2 separate regions of the Homo sapiens genome follow, and region 2 is linked to region 1. A link is a loop called in an ENCODE intact Hi-C map of the cell type or tissue named here. Cell type or tissue: lower leg skin. All regions are shown on one strand. Each heading gives the region's core, and the rest is flanking DNA. Links, peaks and the distances in the headings are about the cores only.

Evidence for each region. A loop is a pair of places that touch in the nucleus more often than their neighbours do. Peaks named below come from ENCODE experiments on the same cell type or tissue, not always from the same donor. Only the 100,000 strongest peaks of a DNase experiment are listed, where the experiment ranks them.
Region 2: a loop joins it to region 1, with 6 times the contacts of the local background. A loop is called at or near these places in 54 of 110 quality-filtered maps.

The regions. Positions count from the first base shown.
Region 1 is chr15:38,384,736-38,394,891 of GRCh38, reverse strand. No RefSeq gene overlaps it. Among named protein-coding and RNA genes, the nearest start is that of FAM98B, 64 kb to the left of the region's middle. RefSeq lists a silencer at 7,690-7,873. In lower leg skin, for the core only: no CTCF peak of the experiment used is centred there; a DNase peak (open chromatin) is centred at 4,774.
Region 2 is chr15:37,993,212-38,003,367 of GRCh38, reverse strand. It overlaps a transcript of TMCO5A not described here. Among named protein-coding and RNA genes, the nearest start is that of LINC02345, 42 kb to the left of the region's middle. In lower leg skin, for the core only: no CTCF peak of the experiment used is centred there; no DNase peak of the experiment used is centred there.

The sequences.
Region 1 (10,156 bases), core at 1,213-9,212:
ATGCTGTCACAAGAAGTGATACGTGAATTTTCACAATAGCATTGATGATAATAGCCAAAAAGTGGAGAAAATAATCCAAATGTTGATCAACTGATGAATGGGAAAACAAAATGGGGTTTACCTATACAGTGGAATATTATTCAGCCAGAAGAAGGAATGAAGTACTGATACCTCTATGATATTGATGAGTCTTGAAAACATTATCCTAAGTGAAAGAAGCCAGACCAAAAAAGCCACACATTGTATGATTCCATTTATATAAAATGTTCGAAATAAGCAAATCTATAGAGACAGAAAGTAGTCTAAAGGGTTGTGAGGATTTGGAAGTGGCTGCTAATGTGTAAGGGTTTTCTTTTTGGGGTGATGGAAGGGAATTTCCTATTTTCCATGCCCACCATAGAGAAGGACAGCTTTACTAGTGAAGGACAACGTTGTGTATATACTAAAAACCATTTAATTATATACTGTAAAATGGATAAAATGGTGAATTTTATCTCAGCAAAAAATGTTTTAAATAGTTTCATATGTTTTAAAAAAGAACCCTTATCTCTTAGAGCTGTATACTATATTTATGAATGACATGATAATGTCTAGGTTTTGCTTTTAAAAAATCTAGTGGGGTGGTAGTAGGTGGTAGTGCCTGGGAGTTAGGAGGGTATGAATGAAACCAGATTGGCCATGAGTTTGTATTTGTTGAAGTTGGGTGATGAGTACATGAGGGCTTGTTATACCATTCTCTCTGCATTTGTATAGGTTTGAAATTTTCCAAAAGTAAACATTTAAAATCAACCAATAGTGTGTTGTCCTTTAACAATAGTGGCAGAGAGAGACAGCATGTGAGGCACAGATGGGGCCTTACAGATTATCTAGTTCAGCTCTTTCTTTTTATATAAATGTGGAAACAGACGTACCCAGAGAGAGAAAAAATTATTTGCCCAAATGATCAGAGTTAGCTCCAAAACAGGGGTTGGCAAACTTTTTTTAATACTTGTTTTTTTAAGAGCAGTTTTAGGTTCACAGCAAAATAGAGAGGAAAGCACAGAGCTATGTCATATATCCCCCTCCCCGACACATGTATAGCCTCCCCTAATATCAACATCCAGCAGCAGAGTGGTACATCTATGACTATTGATGAACCTACATTGACACATTATTACCATCCAAAGGTCATAGTGTACATTGGGGCTCATTCTTGGTGTTTACATCTGTGGGTGTGGAATGTCATATAGTTGGAATCATACAATATGTAGCCTTTTCAGATTGGCTTCTTCCACTTAGTAATATGCATTTAAGTTTCTTCCATGTCTTTTTATGACTTAATAATTCACTTCTTTTTAGCTCTGAATAATATTCCCTTGTCTAGATGTACCATAATTTATCTATTCACCTACTGAGGGGCATCTTGGTTGCTTCCAACTTCTGGCAAGTATGAATGGAGCTGCTATAAACATCCTTGTGCAGATTTTTGTGTGGACAAAAGTTTTCTCCTCCTTTAGGTAAATACCAAGGAGTGTGATTGCTGAATGATATGGTAAGGGTATGCTTATGTTTAATTTTGTAAGAAACCACCAAACTGTCTTCCAAAGTGGCTGTACAGCCTTGCATTCCATCAGCAATAAATGAGAGTTCCCATTGCTCCACAACCTCACCACCACTTGTTGTTGTCAGTGCTCTGGATTTTGGCCATTCTAATATGTATGTAGTGGTATCTCATTGTTATTTTAATTTGCATTTTCCTGATGACAAATGAGGTGGAGCATCTTTTCATATGCTTGTTTGCCATCTGTATATCTGCTTTGGTGAGATATCTGTTAAGACCTTTGGCCCTTTGTTTTCAGATGGGGTCCCACTCTGTCACCCAGGCTTGAGTGCAGTGGCACAATCTCAGCTCACTGCAACTTCTGCCTCTTGGACTCAACTGATCCTCCCACTTCAGTCTCCTGAGTAGTTGGGACTACAGGCATGTGCCATCACATCTGACTAATTTTTGTAGAGATGAGGTTTCGCCATGTCACCCAGGCTGGTCCTGAACTCCTGGACTCAAGGGATCTGCCCACCTCAGCCTCCCAAAGTGCTGGGATTACAGGCATGAGCCACAGTGCCTGGCCTGGCCCATTTTTTAATTGGGTTGTTTGTTTTCTTATTGTTGAGTTTTAAGTTTGTTTTTTGTTTTTTTAATTTTGGACAACAGTCCTTTATCAGATATGTTTTTGCAAACATTTTCTCCCAGTATGTGGCTTGTCTTTTCATTCTCTTGAAGTATATTTTTCAGAGCAGTTCTCTAAAAATTTTTAATAAAGTCCAGTTTATCAATTCTTCCTTTCATAATTCATGCCTTTGGTATTGCATCAAAAAAGTCATCACCAAACCAGGTCATCTTGATTCTCCTATGTTACCTTCTAGGAGTTTTATAATATAGCCTTTTACATTTAGGTCTGTGATCCATTTTTAGTTAATTTTGATGAAGGGTCTCAGTCTAAATTCATTTGTTTGCATATGGATGTCCATTGTTTCATTTTATTGCCTTTGCTCCTTTGTCAAAAATCAGTCGACTCTATTTACATGAATCGATTTCTGGGCTCTCCATTCTGTTCCATTAATTTGTTTACTCTTTCATTAATACCACACAGTCTTGATTACCGTAACTTTCTAGGAAGTCTTGAAGTTCTCGAGTGTCACTCCTCCAACTCTGTTCTTCTCCTTCAATATTGTATTGGCTATTTTAGGTCTTTCACTGCTCCATATAAACTTTAGAATCAGTTTGCCAGTATCCACAAATGACTTGATGGAATTTTGATTGGGATTGCACTGAATCTGTAAATCAAGTTACGAAGACCTGACATCTTGATAATATGGAGTCTTCCCATTCATAAGCATGAATTATCTCTCCATTTATTTAGATCTTCTTTGATTTCTTTCATCAGAGTTTTGTCGTTTTCCCCATATAGATCTTGTACATACTTTTAAGACTTATAGCTGAGTGTTAATGTAAATGGCATTATGTTTTAAATTTCAGATTCCATTTGTTCATTGCTAGTATATAGGAAAGCAATTGTCTTTTGTATATTAACCTTGTATCCTCCAAACTTGTTATAATAACTTATTAGTTCCAGGAGTATTTTTGTCAATTCTTTTGGATTTTCTACACAAACTTTTTCTGTAAAAAAGCCATACAGTAAATATTTTAGGTTTTGCAAAATGGTTTATGTTCCAACTACTAAACTCTGCTGTTATAGCAGGAAAGTAACTATAGAGAATATGTAAAGAAATGAGTGTGACCCCGTTCCAATACAGCTTTATTTACTAATTACATTATGTATTACATTGTTATTTTATGTGTGTACGTTTTATTTTCAGGTTGTGGGTGGGCAGATTTGTTTGGTTCATCTCCTAGTGTCAATGAACTGAATTCTTCAGACTCTAATTCCTGTTCTTTTTTCACTGGCCTAAGTTACAAACAAACAAACAAACAAAAAAATCCCCTGAAAATCTCCACACTAATGGACTTGTGGTCACAAGTGATGACTCAGAAGGGAGAAAAACACCATCCTTGAACCAGAGCTTCCCTGCCCCATCTATTCCTCACCTCTCAGTTTTGACCTACAGATGATAGGGGTATAGGGTCATCTTCAAATCGTTTTGTCCTGTGACACAAATATCATAGCACATCACAACTGTAAATAAACCTGACCTGTAAATCAAGTTTAAAATGTGGGCAGGGGAGGAGAAAAAGTGTTTCAGAGAAAGTCTTTTCAAAAGAACATAATATCATACTGGGTCCTGGGCATTTAAATTGTTTAAAATGTAAATTAAAGTTAGTTTAAATTGTTTTTAAGTCAGTCTCTTGGTCTTAAATAGTTTAAAATAAATTTGATGTTAATAATTAATTTTGGTTAATAGCTTAAGCAGAATAAATGAGTTAAAATATCTAATATTTAATGATCTTTCAATTTGTATCAGGCATTCTGCTATAATACATGCAATATCACCTTGGATCCTTGCAAAAAACAAAAATGTCTCTTAGTAAACACAACTCTGAATTCTGGACAGAGTGTATGAGCCTATTTGAGGACTCTGGAATGAAATTGGTAGCAGACTGATTGAGGAAGAAGACCAGAATTCAAAGTTTCACCAAACTGGTGGAGTTTATCATTTTTTCCTTTCTGGTATCTCATGGCCTAAACTTAATGCACTGTTGAACTGGGGAGCCGGCACTGGAATGATCTCTCTCTAGAGGTCCAAGAGCAAGCCTCTAGATCTGGCTCAGGAGTAGAAAAAGGAACTCCTAAAACTCCAAGATGATGTATAAGTCCCCTCACTCTTTTTCATTCTCTCCATTTGCTTGCACCCCACAATCCCATGGCAACAGTGGTAGAGGCTGCAATTCAACAGGAGCCAAAACTGTGATAGAGGGGAGATTTCCTCCCCAAACCATGAAGCTGTGATCCCAAGAGGATGGAGCAAACCCTGTTGCCTTTTCTCTCTCTCTCTCTGTCTCACCAACCTTCTACCACTTGGTCCCATGGATGGCAGAGCGGGGTAAGTAAAGCCTCTGCATGCTGGCCACAGGCCCAAAGAGGAGAGCTTGAGAACCTGAAATTACTGGAAAATTGCAGAGAGGTATGAGCTCTGGAAAGTGACCCATAAAGTTGTTTGTTAACTACTGGGCTTACCCTTTAGTTGTACATGTACGGATCTGATCGCAATTGGCCTACCAAAAAGACTTTGAGAACTGAACTCATGATAGACCACTACCCAGACTGACCACTGGGTGGTGCACATGAGTGTAAGTGGGCAGGCATGACTACATAAAGGTAGCAGAAAGGAGTTTTGCCAGGTATGGAACTGTTCTGTATCCTGATTGCAGTGGTGTTTTAATCCATACAGATGTTAAAATTCATAACATTGTATGCCAAAAAAGTATTTGAACCATTTGTACATAATTTTAAAAACAGAATGAACAACAACAAAACCAGAGTAAGATAATGCCCTTCTCAAAGTCCTTGGATGCAAGTATCAGAAGTGACTCCAGCTTACGTAGGCAGAAAGGTGTTTTATTTGAAGACTATTGATTGGCTCACAGAATTGACAAGAAGGAAAAAGAACTAGGACCGGAAAGGTGATACTACGAAACTGCTCTGGCTAGAACCCTCACTGGCCTTGCCAACACTGGGCCTTCAGTTCCACCACAGCCACTTGTGTTCCAACTGCCAGGGGTAGGGAATATCTGGACCCTTTGGCTCCACAGAGAGTCCCAGAATAGATGGAGAGACAACAGCTACAAACGGGAGAGGTGCTCAGATGTCAGTTGGTAAAAAGAAATAAATAAAATACTATTATTAGTCCATCCTACAGATGAGACAACTGAGGTGTGCACGATTTCTATAACTTCCCGGAGATCACATAACTTCACCAGGACTCAAGGCTTGTGCTCCTAATTACTACAGGTCAGTTGGAAACATCTCTGGCTTTAGGAGAGCTTTGTGGAAACCATGGTGCCTGTCTGAAAACAGAGAAGAGAAGTAATTGGAAGCAGAAATGCCAACTTCCGCCTGGCTCTGCAATTTGAGGGAATGCTAACTCAGCTGTCTTGTTTTGTTTTGTTTTGTTTGTTGTTTAATAGCTTGACTATATTTTATCTTTGAAGTATAAACTCTGTTGTTTTTTTGGTTGTTTGTTTGCTTTTTTAGTGTATGCTGCCTCTGATATATTCTCTAGAGAAGTAGCATCCAAAATTTTTTGATCACATACCCACCAGCTAATATTTCTTAGTATTACTTCTAATATACATAAGTTTACTTATAAATTATATATACACCACAATACTTATACATGGAATTCTAACACCTAAAAAAGAAAAAATGATGAAGTAACAATACTTTTAAATACATTTATTAAAATGGCACAAAATCACTTTTTATGTCATTAACAAATTATTAATGTGAGCAAGTTACTGAATATGCTTCAAATGTCTGGTCCTACATTCAGCTTATTTTTATACTTGATGTGAATGGCTGCTATAACTAGAAAAAATTTACACTGGGAGGCTGAGGCAAGAGGATTGCCTGAGCCCAGGAGTTCAAGACCAGCTTGGATAACATAGGGAGACCTCATCTCTACAAAAAAGAAAAGATTAGGCCAGCCACAGTGGCTCATACCTGTAATCTCAGCACTTTGGGAAGCCAAGGCGAGTGGATCACTTGAGGTCAGGAGTTCAAGACCAGCCTGGCCAACGTGGTGAAACCTTGTCTCTACTAAAAATACAAAAATTAGCCGGGTGTGGTGGCACATGCCTGTAATCCCAGCTACTCGGGAGGCTGAAGCAGGAGAATTGCTTGAACCTGGGATGCAGAAGTTGCAGTGAGCTGAGATCACGCCACTGCACTCCAGCTTGGGTGACAGAGCAAGACTCCATCTGAAAAAAAAAAAAAAAAAAAAAAAAGATTAGCCAAGCGTGGTGGCATGCACCTGTGGTCCCAGCTACTTGGGAGGGAGGATCCCAAGATGGAAGGATCACTTGAGCCCAGGAGTTTGAGGCTGCAGTGAGCTACAATCAGGCCACTGCACTCCAGCCTGGGACAGAGTGAGACTGTCTCAAAAAGAAAAAAAAAGGAAAAGAAAAAATTCACAAAGATATAAATCTAAATTAAAGAAGTTCATTGTTGGTTCTGTTTATTAAACTACACTTGTTATTTTTAAAATCCCATCTACCAATTATGCAAAGGGTTTTTTGGAGGGAGGAGAAAATTTAGTTAGCTAATGTTCATTTCTGCTACTATTGGGCAAACAATTAGAAGATGTTGCTTTTTTTATTTTTAACAAATGGCTTCCAGACTCAATAAAATTTTTTCTGCTAGAAAGATTTAAACAGTTGAAAAAACTGTAATTCCTAATTTGTAACTGTCTTGCAGATGAGACTTTGTAAGTGTTAACCTGATACGTGCAACAACAAAATCTTAAAATGATGGAAATGTTTTACCAATGCTTCTTTCAAAATTCTCTCTCCATAGCACAAAGTTCTTTTGAAAAGTAGTCCCTTTCTTACTCGCTGTTAAACTTTATATTTACCTCAAAAGACTAGATCAAGATGCTTATTATTTACAAAGAAATCTGCAAGGAAGCATACTATCAATAACTCTATAGCATCAGAGAAAACATCAGCAAATTTGGTACCCTTTGATCTTTCATAAAGCAAAAGCTCATGTTTCATCTTTCCCTTTCAATGAAATTTTGCTTCCAGCTTTGGTAGACTAGGTTGTCTCAGAAGTATTTTCCCATTTAAAACAATTAGAAAAATTAAAAAAAATTCTTTTAAATTTGTTTGAAGGTATTAGAGAGCTACTAAGGTGCCAAGAAATTGTGGCCCAAGATCCAAGAGAGCAAGAAAGTGCAGAGAGGTGAGCACAGCACTTAGAGCTGCTTTTCCTTTGTAGGTAATTGACAGTCTAAAAAGTAATAGCTGAAAGGCTGAATAAGCTTTCAACAGATTCACAGGACTCGGGGAAAAATCAGAGGAGGGGCCCTGGAAATTATTTCAGGAAATGAATCCTAAGAGTAAAGCAAATTAGAAATAAATCATTCCTCTCAAAGACTGAAGCTCAGTATCAAATCATTTCAATTCTTGTTTGAATTAAGATGATTTGTAATTGCTAGCACTCCTAGCCTAGATACCTGCTTAAGCAAAAGTAATCTTCTTGGAGGAAGATAATATAATCCAGAGCTTTAAAATATTTCTTCAATGTCAAGATCTCAGTAAAAAAATAAATAAATAAATAAAAAATCAGGCAGATCAGACACAGTGGCTCATGCCTGTAATCCCAGCACTTTGGGAGGCTGAGGCGGGCAGATCACTTGAGCCCAGGAGTTCAATACAAGCCTGGGCAATATGCTGAAACACCATCTCTACAAAAAATACAAAAATTAGCTAGGCATGGTGGCATGCACTGCAGTCCCAGCTACTCAGCAGGCTGAAGTGGGAGGACATCCCGAGCCTGAGATGCAGGTTGCAGTGAGCCGAGATGGTGCCACTGCACTCCAGCCTGAGCAACAGAGTGAGACCCTGTCTCAAAAAAGAAAAAAAAATCAGTCAGGCAATTAGGCATATAAGCAGACAAGATGTAATGGAAAATCAAGAAAAAAAAACACAGACACAAATATACAAGTAATCCAGATAATAAGGTTATTAAATAAATATAAACTTAAAATATATATGATTAGTATGTTCAAATAACTAAAAGACATGTCTGGGAATGTCGGCAGGAAATTGGGAAGTATAGTAAGTAATCAAATAAAAACTTTAAAGTGGATAAAACATAAATGAAATTGAGACTTGAATGGATGGATTTAACACAAAATCATACACAGCATTAAAAATTTGTAAGCTGGAAGTAGGTCAAAAGAAAATATTTAAACTGAAGCATGAAGAGATAAAAATATAGAAAATAAAGAAAGGAGACATAGAGTGTGTGGTAAAAAAGGAAAAGATCTATAATTAGAGTCATAGAAGGAGACCAGAGGAAAGAAAGCAGAAGAAACATTTGAAGAGATAGTAAAAGAATTTTCCAAAACTGATGATAGGCATTAAGCTACAGGTTCTAGTACTTTGGCACAGTTAACTAGCAAATTTCTGTGAGGGACCAGTGGTTTTTAAAAGAGTTTGTTTGTATAAAATTAACTTATTAATGGCATCTGGTGGGCCTCTGTAACTTTTAGGCTTCACCCATTTTTTGAGTAATAGCTTGCCTATGAATCATGTGGAGAATAAGTTTCATATATGGTACTATATTTGTAACTCCAGAATCTTTTATTTATATAAGTAAGATAGAGAAAAGGAAACATCAAGAAAATTACAAGGAAGAGAAAATGTACTTACTATTCATTAAGTGGGAGTGGATCATTGTAAAGGTCTTCATCCTCATAATCTTCACATTGGGTAGGATGGGGAGGGGGAGATGAGGCGGGGTTGGTCGGTAGAGGAGATGGAAGGTGAGGGAGGAAGGCAGGCACCCAGGTATAACTTTACAAAAATACACTGGAAGTAATTTGTATCTTTTTTTGTTTTTTATTTCTCTAAACCATGTTTCTATGTGGTACCAATCCTTTCATTTGCTTTAGTTTCAATGCCCTTATCATAGAAGGGTTCATGTCATAAAGGAAGTCAAAAGCAGTCTTGAATAACTGGAACCCATCTGCCAGGTTTTCTCATGTCAATTTGTTTTCTGGCACTGCCTATTCTGCGTCTTCCTCTTCATCATCTGGCAGTTGTCTGAAAGCACTCTTCTCCACCAAGTAGTCTTCTGTTAATTCATCTGGTGTGTTGTCTATTAGCTTTTGAATTTCTCCTAGATCCGTATCTTGAAACCCTATACCCCCAACCTTTTCATCACACCCATCATCTTTTTCATGGTTTCGTTGACTGGCTCTGTCATAAATCCTGAGAAGTTACACACAACATCTGGACACAGTATTCTCTAGTGAGAATTTACTGTTTTGAGCTTGATGACTTTCACAGCTTTTTCTGTAACAACGATGGCATCTTCAATGGTATAATCCTTCCGAACTTTCATGATGCTCGCTCTCTCTCAGGGTTCTCTTCCATGGCATTGACAATCTGTCCAAAGAGTACCATGAACCATGTGTAATGAGCCTTGGGTCCTTATGACCCCCTGATCCAGAGGCTAAGTTAGAGACATTGTGTTCAGGGGCAAGTAGACCACCTCAACGCCTTCACTGTTGAACCCAGGGAGTTCTGGGTGGCCAGAGGCATTGTCCAATATCCAAAGAACTTTAAAAGGCAATCCCTTAGTAGCAAAGTACTTCCTGACTTCAGGGACAAAGCACTGAAGAAACCAATCTAGAAAAGGGGATTTTGTCCATGGATCCTTGTTGTACAACCAAAGGACTGGCAGCTGGTGTTTATCTTTTTCCTTCAAAGTTCGAGGGTTAGCAAATTTATAAATAAGGCAGTCCTGATCATAAACATGACTACATTTGCACAAAACAGTCGAGTTAGCCTATCCCTTTCTGGCTTAAATCCTGGTGTTTGCTTCTCTTCCTTACTAATCAATGGCCCTTGTGGCATTATTTTCCAGAATAGGGCACTTTTGTCTGCCCTGAAAATTTTTTCAGGCAGATATCCTTTCCTCCCAATGATTTT
Region 2 (10,156 bases), core at 1,118-9,117, 390 kb after region 1:
AGTGAGACCCCAGTGCTGGCTTTGGGTCTGACCCAGCACAATCCCAGTTGTGGTAGCCACAGGAGTGCTTCTGTCACTCCTCCCCTAGCTTCAAGTGGGGAGAGAGTGATGGGAGGAGACAGAGAGAGAGAGAGAGAGAGAGAGACTCTGTTTGGGAGAAAGTCAGGGAAGAGAACAAGGGTCTCTGCTGGATAATCCAGATAATTCTCTCAGGTCTCACTCAAGACATCAAGGAAGTACCTCTACAAGCCTGCAAGAGCCACAGCATCACTGGGCTTAGGGTGCCCCCTAATGCACATGCAACTGCAGTGACCAAAGACTTAGATCACAGTGCCCAAATCTCTTTGAAAAGGGACTCGGAAAGCCTTCCCAAGAAGGATGGGCACAAACAAGCTCAGACTGAGAAGACTATAATAAATACCTAACTCTTCAACATCCAGACACCCACAAACATCTACAAGCATCAAGACTACCCAGAAAATGGCTTCACCAAATGAATGAAATAAGCACCTGTGACCAGTACCAAAGACACAGAGATATGTGACCTTTCAGACAGAGAACTCAAAATAGCTGTTTTGAGGAGTCTCAACAAAATTTGAGATAACACAGAGAGAGAATTCAGAATCCTATCAGATGAAATTAATGAAGAGATTGAAATAATTTTAAAAAAAGAATCAAGCAGAAATTCTGGAGCTGAAAAATACAATTGACATACTAAAGAACACATCAGAGCCTCTTAACAGTAGACTTGATCAAGCAGAAGAATTAGTGAGCTTGAAGACAGGCTATTTGAAAATACACAACCAGAGAAGACAAAAGAAAAAAAAGAATAAAAAAGAATGAAGCATAAATGCAAGATCTAGAAAATAGTCTCAAAAGGGCAAACCTAAAAGTTATTGGCCTTAAAGAGGAAAGAGAGAGAGAGAAAGAGAGAGAGAGATACCAGGGTGGAAAGTATATTTAAAGAGAAAATAACAGAACTTCCCAAACCTAGGGAAAGATATCAATATTTAAGTACAAGAAGGTGATAGAACACCAAGCAGATATAATCCAAATGAGACTACCTCAAGACATTTAATAATCAAGCTCCCAAAGGTCAATGATAAAGAAAGCAGCAAGAGAAAAGAAATAAGTAACATGCAGAAGGAAAAAAAAAAAACCTTTTATCCTAAAGTAGCATACCCTGTGAAAATATCCTTCAAACATGAAGGAGAAATAAAGACTTTCCCAGACAAACAAAAGTTGAGGGATTTCATCAATACTAGACCTGTCCTACAAGAAATGCTAAATCCACTTCCTCAGTCTGAAAGAAAAGGACATTAGTGAGCATTAGGAAATCATCTGGAGATACAAAACTCACTGGTAATAGTGGGTACACAGAAAGACAGAATATTATAACACAATAATTGTGGTGTGTAATCTACTCATATCTTGAGTACAAAGACTAAAAGATGAACCTATCAAAAATAGTAACTACAAAAATTTTTCAAAACACAGACAATATAATAAGATATAAATAGGAACAACAAAAAGTTAAAAAGTGGGGGATGAATTTAAAGTGTAGAGTTTGTATTACTTCTCTCTTTGCTTGCTTGTTACTTTGTTTAAGCAATCAGCATTAAGTTGAGCTTAGTCTAAAATAAGGAGTTATAAGATATTATTTATAAGCTTCATGGTAACCTCAAATCAAAAAACATGCAACAGATGTACCAAAACAAAAAGCAAGAAATTGAAACATACCACCAGAGAAAATCACCTACACTAAAGGAAGACAGGAAAGAAGGAAGAGAAGACCACAAAACAATCAGGATACAAATTTTAAAATGACAGGAGTAAGTCTTTACTTATCAATAATAACATTGAATGTAAATGGACTAAACTCTCCAACCAAAAGACATAGAGTGGCTAATTCGTTAAAAAAAAAAAAAAAACAAGATCCAATGATCTATTGCCTATAAAAAACACTCATCACCTGTAAAGTGACATAGACTGAACATAAAGGGATGGACAATTATATTCTATGCAAATGAAAATGAAATGAGCAGGAGTAGCCATATTTATATCATACAAAATAGATTTCAAGACAAAAACTATAAGAAGAAACAAAGAAGGTCACTATATATTGATAAAGGGGTCAATGCAGCAAGAGGATATATAAGAATTTTAAATGTATATGCACCCAACACTGGGGCATCCAGATATATATAACAAATATTATTAGAGCTAAAGAGAGAGATAGACCCCAATACAATAATAGCCAGAGACTTCCACATCCAACTTTCAGCATTGGACATATCTCCTAGACTGAAAAGCAACAAAGAAACATCTGACTTAATTTGCACTATAGACCAAGTGCACCTAATAGATATTTACAGAACATTTCATCCAATGGTTGCAGAATACACATTCTTTTACTCAGCATATGGATTATTTTCAAGGATAGGCCATATGTTAGGCCACAGAATGTCTTAAAAATTCAAAATAATTGAAATAATATCAAGTATCTTATCTGACCACATGGAATAAAACTAGAAATCAATAACAAGAGGAATGTTGGTAACTGTACAAACACTGGTAAACAGTATGTTTCTGAATGACCAGCAAGTCAATGAAGAAATTACGAAGGAAATTGAAAGTCTTCTTGAAATAAATGATAATGGAAACACAACATAAAACTTTTAGGGTACAGCAAAAGCAGTACTAAGAGGAAAGGATATAGCAATAAGCACCTTCAAAGAAGTAGAAAAACTTCAAATAAATAACACAATTATACATTTTAAAGAACTGGAAAAACAAGAGCAAATCAAATTCAAAATTAGTATAAGAACAGAAGTAATAAAAATCTTAACAGAAATGAATGAAATTTAAATAAAAATACACAAAGATCAATGAAATGAAAAGTTTGTTTTTTGAAAAGATAAACAAAACCGAGAAACTTTTAGCCAGATTAAGAAAAAAAGAGAGAAGACCCTAATAAAAAAAATTCTGAGATGAAAAAGGAGACATTACAACCAATACCACAGAAATTCAAAGGATAATTACAGGCTACCATGAGCAACTTTATGCCAATAAATTGGGAAACCTAAAGAAATGGTTAAATTCTTAGACAAATACAACCTACCCAGATTGAATCATGAAGAAATTCAAAACCTGAACAGACCAATAACAAGTTACAAGATCGAAGCCATAATCAAAAGTCTTCTAGCAAAGAAAAGCCTTGGACCTGATGGCATCATTGCTGAATTCTACCAAGCATTTAAAGATGATCTAAAACCAATTCTACTCAAACTATTCTGAAAAATTGAGGAGGGGGAATACTTCCAAACTCATTCTACATGGCCAGTATTACCCTGATACCAAAATCAAAGACACATCAAAAAAAGAAAGCTACAGGCCAATATCGCTGATGAACAGTGATGTAAAAATCCTCAACAAAATACTAGCAAACCAAATTCAACAACACATTAGACAGATCATTCAGTATGACCAAGTGGGATTTATTCCAGGGATGCAAAGATGGTTCAACATATGCAAATCAATCAGCATGATACATTATATCAACAGAATGAAGGACAAAATCATGATCATTTCAATTGATGCTGAAAAAGCATTTGATAAAATTCAACATCCCTTTATGAAAAAAACCCTTAAAAAACTGGGTATGGAAGAAAATACCTCAATACAATAAAAGCCATATGTGATAGATCCACAGCTAGTATAACACTGAATGAGGAAAAACCAAAATCTTTTCTCTAAGACCTGGAACATGACAAGGATGTCACTTTCACTATTGTTATTCAACATAGTACTAGAAATCCTAGTTAGAGCAATCAGACAAGATAAGGAAATAAAGGGCCTGCAAATTCAAAAGGAAGAAGTCAAATTCTGCTTGTTTGTGGATAATGTAATCTCATATTTGGAAAAACCTAAAAAATCTGCCAAAAGATCTGCTAGAACTAAAACATATTCATTAAAGGTACAGACTGCAAAATCAACATACAAGAATCAGTAGCATTTCTATATGCCAACAGTGAACAATCTGAAAAGGAAATCGAGAAAGCAATTCCATTTACAATAGCTACAAATAAAATAAAATACCTAGATGTAAACTTAACCAAAGAAGAGAAAGATCATGATAATTAAAACTATACAACACTGATTGGGCCAGGTGTGGTGGCTCACGCCTGTAATCCCAGCACTTTGGGAGGCTGAGGCAGGCAGATCACCTGAGGTCGGGAGGTCAAGACCAGCCTGACCAACACGGAGAAACTCCATCTCTACTAAAAATGTAAAATTAGCTGGGCATGGTGGCGCATGCCTGTAATTCCAGCTACTAGGGAGCCTGAGACAGGAGAATCGCTTGAACCTGGGAGGTGGAGGTTGCGGTGAGCTGAGATTATGCCATTGCACTCCAGCCTGGGCAACAAGAGCGAAACTCCATCTCAAAAAACAACAACAACAACAACAAAAAAAGAAAACTATAAAACACTGATTAAATAAATTGAAGAGGACACAACAAAATGGAAAGTTATTTCGTGTTCATGGATTGGAAGAATCAATATTGTTCAAATGTCCATACTACCTAAAGCAATCTACAGATTCAATGCAATCTCTATCAAAATACCAATGACATTCACCACAGAAATAAAAAAAAAATCCTAAAATTTATATGGAACCACAAAAGACTCAGAACAGTCAAAGCCATCCTGGGCAAAAAGAACAAAACTGGAGGAACTTCATTGCTTGACTTCAAATTATACTACAGAGCTATAGTAACCAAACTATATGATACTGGCATAAAAACAGACACAGAGAGCAATGGAATCAAATAGAGACCCCAGAAATATATCCATACCTCTACAGTGAACTCATTTTTGACAAAGGTGCCAAGAACACACAGAGGGTAAAAGACAGTCTTTTCATAAACGGTGCTGGGAAAACTGGATATCCATGTTCAGAAGAATAAAACTAGATCCCTATCTCTTGCTATATATAAAAATCAAATGAAAATGGATTAAAGTCCTAAATCTAAAACCTCAAACTATGAAACTACTAAAAGAAAACATTAGGGAACTCTCCAGGACATTTGTCTGGGCAAAAATTTCTTGAGTAATATCCCACAAGCACATGCAACTAAAGCAAAAGTGGACAAATGGGGTCACATCAAGTTAAAAAGCTTCTACAGAGCAAAGGAAAAATTCAACAAAGTGAAGACACAACCCACGGAATGGGGGAAAACATTTGTAAGCTACTTATCTGACAAGCGATTAATAGGTGGAATATATAAGGAGCTCAAACGACTCTATAGGAAAAAATTTTAACAATCTGATTAAAAATGGGCAAAATATATGAATAAACATTTCTCAAAAGAAGACATACAAATGGCAAGCAGGCATATGAAAAGGCACTCAACATAATTGATCATCAGAGAACTGCAAATCAAAATTACGATGAAATATAATCTCACCCCAGTTATTCAAATGACAGACAATAACAAATGCTGGCGATTATATGGAGAAAAAAGAACCATGGTACACTGTTGGTGTGAATGTGTATTAGTACATCCACTATGGAGAACAGTTTGGAAGTTTCTCAAAACGCTAAAAATAGAAATACCATATGACCCAGTAATCCCACTGCTAGGCATATACCCACAAGAAAAGGAATGAGTGTACTGAAGAAATATCTGCACTCTTATGTTTATTGCAACACTATTCACAATAGCCAAGATTTGGAAGCAGCCTAAGTGTCCATCCACAGACAAACTGATAAAGAAAATGTGATACATACATACTATGGAGTACTATTCAGCCATAAAAAAGAACAAGATCCTGTCATTTGCAATAACATGGGTGGAACTGAAGGACATTAAGTGAAATAGGCCAAGGAGGGAAAGACAAACCACATTTTCACTTATTTTGGGAGTTAAAAATTAAAACAATTGAACTTATGGGAAAAAACCTTTTTACTTTTTAAAGAGAAGCCCTAAATCTGGGCTTTAAATGACATTTTCAGAATTTACAATGTCATTTAAAAATATTTGCATTTTAAAATGTCATTTAGAATATTTGCAACAACTACACATTAAAACAAAAGACACGGTGTGAGCTGAAGTGAGTGCATCTGTAAAATCTTTTGAACTTGTGAATCATCATTTTTATGTCTGATCTGTGATAAACAGAAAAATCCTTTCAAACTCATTGTTGCCGTCTCCCAGGTCGTTTTTCTCCCAGAACTTATGACTGTCAAACTGTTTGTTCTTTGTTGACATTTAGTTATCCTACATGCCATCTCCTCACGTGCCACCCCCTTGTTATTCTAAGGATAAATGAGCCAATCTAATGAACTCATTCATCCTAATGAGAATTTTTTCCTTCAGTCGTTTCTTCCTTCTCAGTTAGAATGTATGTTTTAAGATAGAAGTTATAGAAATAATATTCTTCGCAGCTGGGCTAAAGTTGGAGGGTTTAAACATGTAAAAGGGCCACAGGGGGATGTTTGGGTGTAATGGTAAGTGGTGCCTTCTGCTAGTTCCCAAATCACAGGCGTCATCAAGCTGCCAGTGTCCAGGGCCAGGTCTGAAGACATTTTGGACCCATATCACTGCTCATGGTTATCATTGTTATTAGTATCAGCTTCAGGTAAGGGCTTACTTAGAGCCATTAAAGAGCTTCAGTTGGTTCTCCCTTTCTAAAGTTGAGAGTGCTTTTTGGTTTTGACAGGTTTCCTGCTTTTAAAAATTATTTGTTTATACACCTGGTAATTGGTTCCATTTGGCATCTTAATGTTACCTAAGCACTATTTAGCATGCTTAACAAGATTACCCTGAGCTTTTAAGACATTTAAGTGAAAGATCTAAATTCCATAAAAAGAAGAGGCAGCTGGTGAAACTTGGTCATTAGACAGGTAGAGAGCATATTTTTGAGTTGAGAAGCCCAAAACAGACTTCCTAGTTTTCTTTGCCCATTAGCCTGGAAGGCGCCCACGTTGAATCCACTTCTTTCATTCAGTGACCCTGGTGAAATGTCTGGTGCTCCCATCTTCTTTCATTCCCAGCAACACTTATTAGAACCCAATGAGGAGCTTTAGACTGCTGGTTGACTAGTGCTCCCCCACATACTCCCAAGTCACTCAGCTCCCTCTAAGGCGTAGTGAGGGTCTGTGCCAAGATTGCACACATCCAAAAGCCCAGCATGAATCACTCTTACGCCCCAGGGTTGCTAAAATGATTGAATCAGTGAGTTGAAAAGAACAGTGATTTTGTTCCTTTTTATCTCCCTGGGAAGTGGGGTGGGGAAGGGGATTAGGATGAACCCATCTATTTTAGGTGCTTATTTGCAGAATTAACGTCCCCCTAGGTAAGTGATGCCTTGGCTACAGTATACAGCTTTGCCATTAATGAGAGGGAAGTGGAACTGTTTTCATTCTTCTTGCAAGACTGAGAAGGGCGATTTTTTTGAGGCTAGCACCATCGTGTGGATAAAGTGAATACAGGTTTTGTTTGTTTGTTTGTTTTTTTTTTGGAGGGGATTGCATAACAGTCCACTCTAATATACCTCTGGAAACGCAATTTTGTTATTTTCTCATCTATTTCTTATATCTTTTCTGAGTCCTCATAGAGCAGCCAGAGATAAAAATAATTTTTGCAGCCGTGCCATATAGTGCTGGGATCCTAAGGATCATGTGCTTCTACAAAATGACTGACTGAACTGCAGGAACATGACAGTGGGAAATTCACAGAGCAGTTTTGGATCAGACAGAGCATAAATTAGAAAGCACATTTGGGATTAGCCACTGGGCTCTTCGGTGGAAGTTACCAATTTGGACTTTGTGAGAAATGCCAAGGCCTGTTACTGAGGCAACTTTCTAACCATTATTGTCCAAGAAATGCAAGCTACATCAGAGGGAAAGAGGAGAAATAAAAATCTGATTGCAGGATGCAAAATAATTTTACCAAACTGCATGGTTCATCTCCTGTGGAGTGAGAAAGTAAGGTGGGGTTTCTCTGATTATTTTGGAATCTGAATGAAAAGGGAAAAAGAACAATGTGGAGAAGCTCTGTTGACTTGTGGCTTTAAGTCTTAAGAGCATGATTGGGGGAGTGGGTGGCAAAGACAGGAGAAAGATTTTTTTTTTACCTCTGTAGTGGTCTTTCCTTTGTAGCTGGCACAAAGGTCCCTAGAGAGGGGCTGAGTCTGCCTTTCCTCTTTTGTAGTGTTTTTCCTCATTTCCAGATTGGCTGGTATGTGGGCGTAGGGAGGGCACAAATAGGTGGAGGTAGGGAGAGCTTTTGCTTATAAGGATTTAGCACCATTGAACACCTAACAAATCACTCTGCCAGTATTATTATTTCCTTTGCACAGTTCCCTAGCCCCAAGGGAAAAGGTTTTACTGGCACTTAAAACAAGAATCTGAAATTGTAGAAATCTGGGGGAGTCAAAACCAAATCAAGAGGTGCTGACGTTTGCTCTCTTTGATGAGCTACTAAAGTGATAGGAACATGCACAGAACAGTCCTCCCCACCCACCACTCACTCTTGTCTTCACACATTCCCTTCCCTTCCTTCCTTCCCAGAACTGGGCTGGCTTGTACAGCGATAGATATTAATATCTCTGGAGTTTCAGATTGAAAGACCTCCTTGTGGCTGAATACGGGCTGATGACGATCTGAAGGGAGTTTTTAGGCACATGTGAAGCTTTCCTCTGTAGGCAGCCATTTATGGAACTGAAGTGTGATAGGAAGCTGGGTGGACCAGCTGACATGGTAAGTGCAGATGCAGGATCCCAGAGATTATCAAGCAGCTGGAATGAGAGGTTGAATCAAAAGCGCAACCAATTGCAATGACTATCAAGTCGTATATTTAGTATATTTGGTATCCTTTTAGCATAATCTTTTTTAACTCTTTCCTTACATCCATATCTGAGGGTAGGGGCACCAGGTAAAAAGCCATGAGAACAGTGAGACTCCAGCTCAGGGAATATGTGAGCCTTGTTTCCTACTAGCCACTGGAAAATCTTGTCATGCTTCTCCTCCTCTAGTTCCTGACTCTCTTAGCCGGATCTTGCATTGTCCTTTTTATTGAACACTGTTTTAATCTGGAAGCCTGCTAATGGAGGCCTGGGAGCCTCTTGGGCCCTTTTCTCTGGGGTCACTAGGCTTTCACTGTAGACTTCTCCCTCTCTGTCACTGTATTACTTCCCTCACCTTCCAGCTGGGCCACAGGGACACCAACAGTGGATCCTCTGCTCTGCAGAGAAAGACTGGATGGAGGAGAGGTTTAAATTCTTTTTTTGAGTTAAGGTTGGTTCCCCAATTTTATAAAACTAGATTAAGTCGAGGATTCTGGGAAGATGGTAGAGCAGGAAGCACCAGGAATCTGTCTTCCTACCTAGACAACAACTGCACTGGCAAAACCTGTCTGATCTAGAATCTGTTTGAAGGCTTACAACTTCCAGGGGAAAGTTTGGATGACAAACTGGGTAAGTTCAGCTTTTAGCAGAGTAGCAGCTACCCATCTCCCATGCCCCACCCCAAGGGCAGGCAACACATCCGTACCCATTGTGGGAGCCGGGTAAGCCTCAAAGCCCTGTCCTTCATAAATTGGGGATCTATGATCTGATCCATGATTGCTATTTTTGATCTTGGAGATGCAGACACATAGGTAGGCAGCCATTGTTACACCCTCCCCACACCATTGCAAGGCTCTCCCCCAAAGCTGAATTAACTTTCAGAGGATTTAAAGGGTCAGCACTCTTTTGATATTCTACCCCCAATCTCCTATCCCTTCATTGTAATCTGGTTTTGGGAACCAGATATTTAAAATCTAAGACATTCAAAAGTAACCACATATACAGAGAAATTCAGAGAGTTAATGTGCATACCCAGGGACAGTAGACCCTTTTGTGCATGCAGGCTCAAAAGACCTGTGAAGATGCTGACACCTCAGGCTCATCCCTCGCAGACAGTCTATAACAATCAAAAATAAAAAAAAAAACCCAAATTAGCAAACCCTGGGGAAGGAGGAGAAACTTCTTTTCCGAATTACTTCATTATAATCCAGATGTTCAATTTTCAACAAGAAACATCACCAAGCATATTAAAAACTGGTAAAATGTGGCCCCCATTTAAAAAAAAACAGAAACCCCAAGAAAATCCA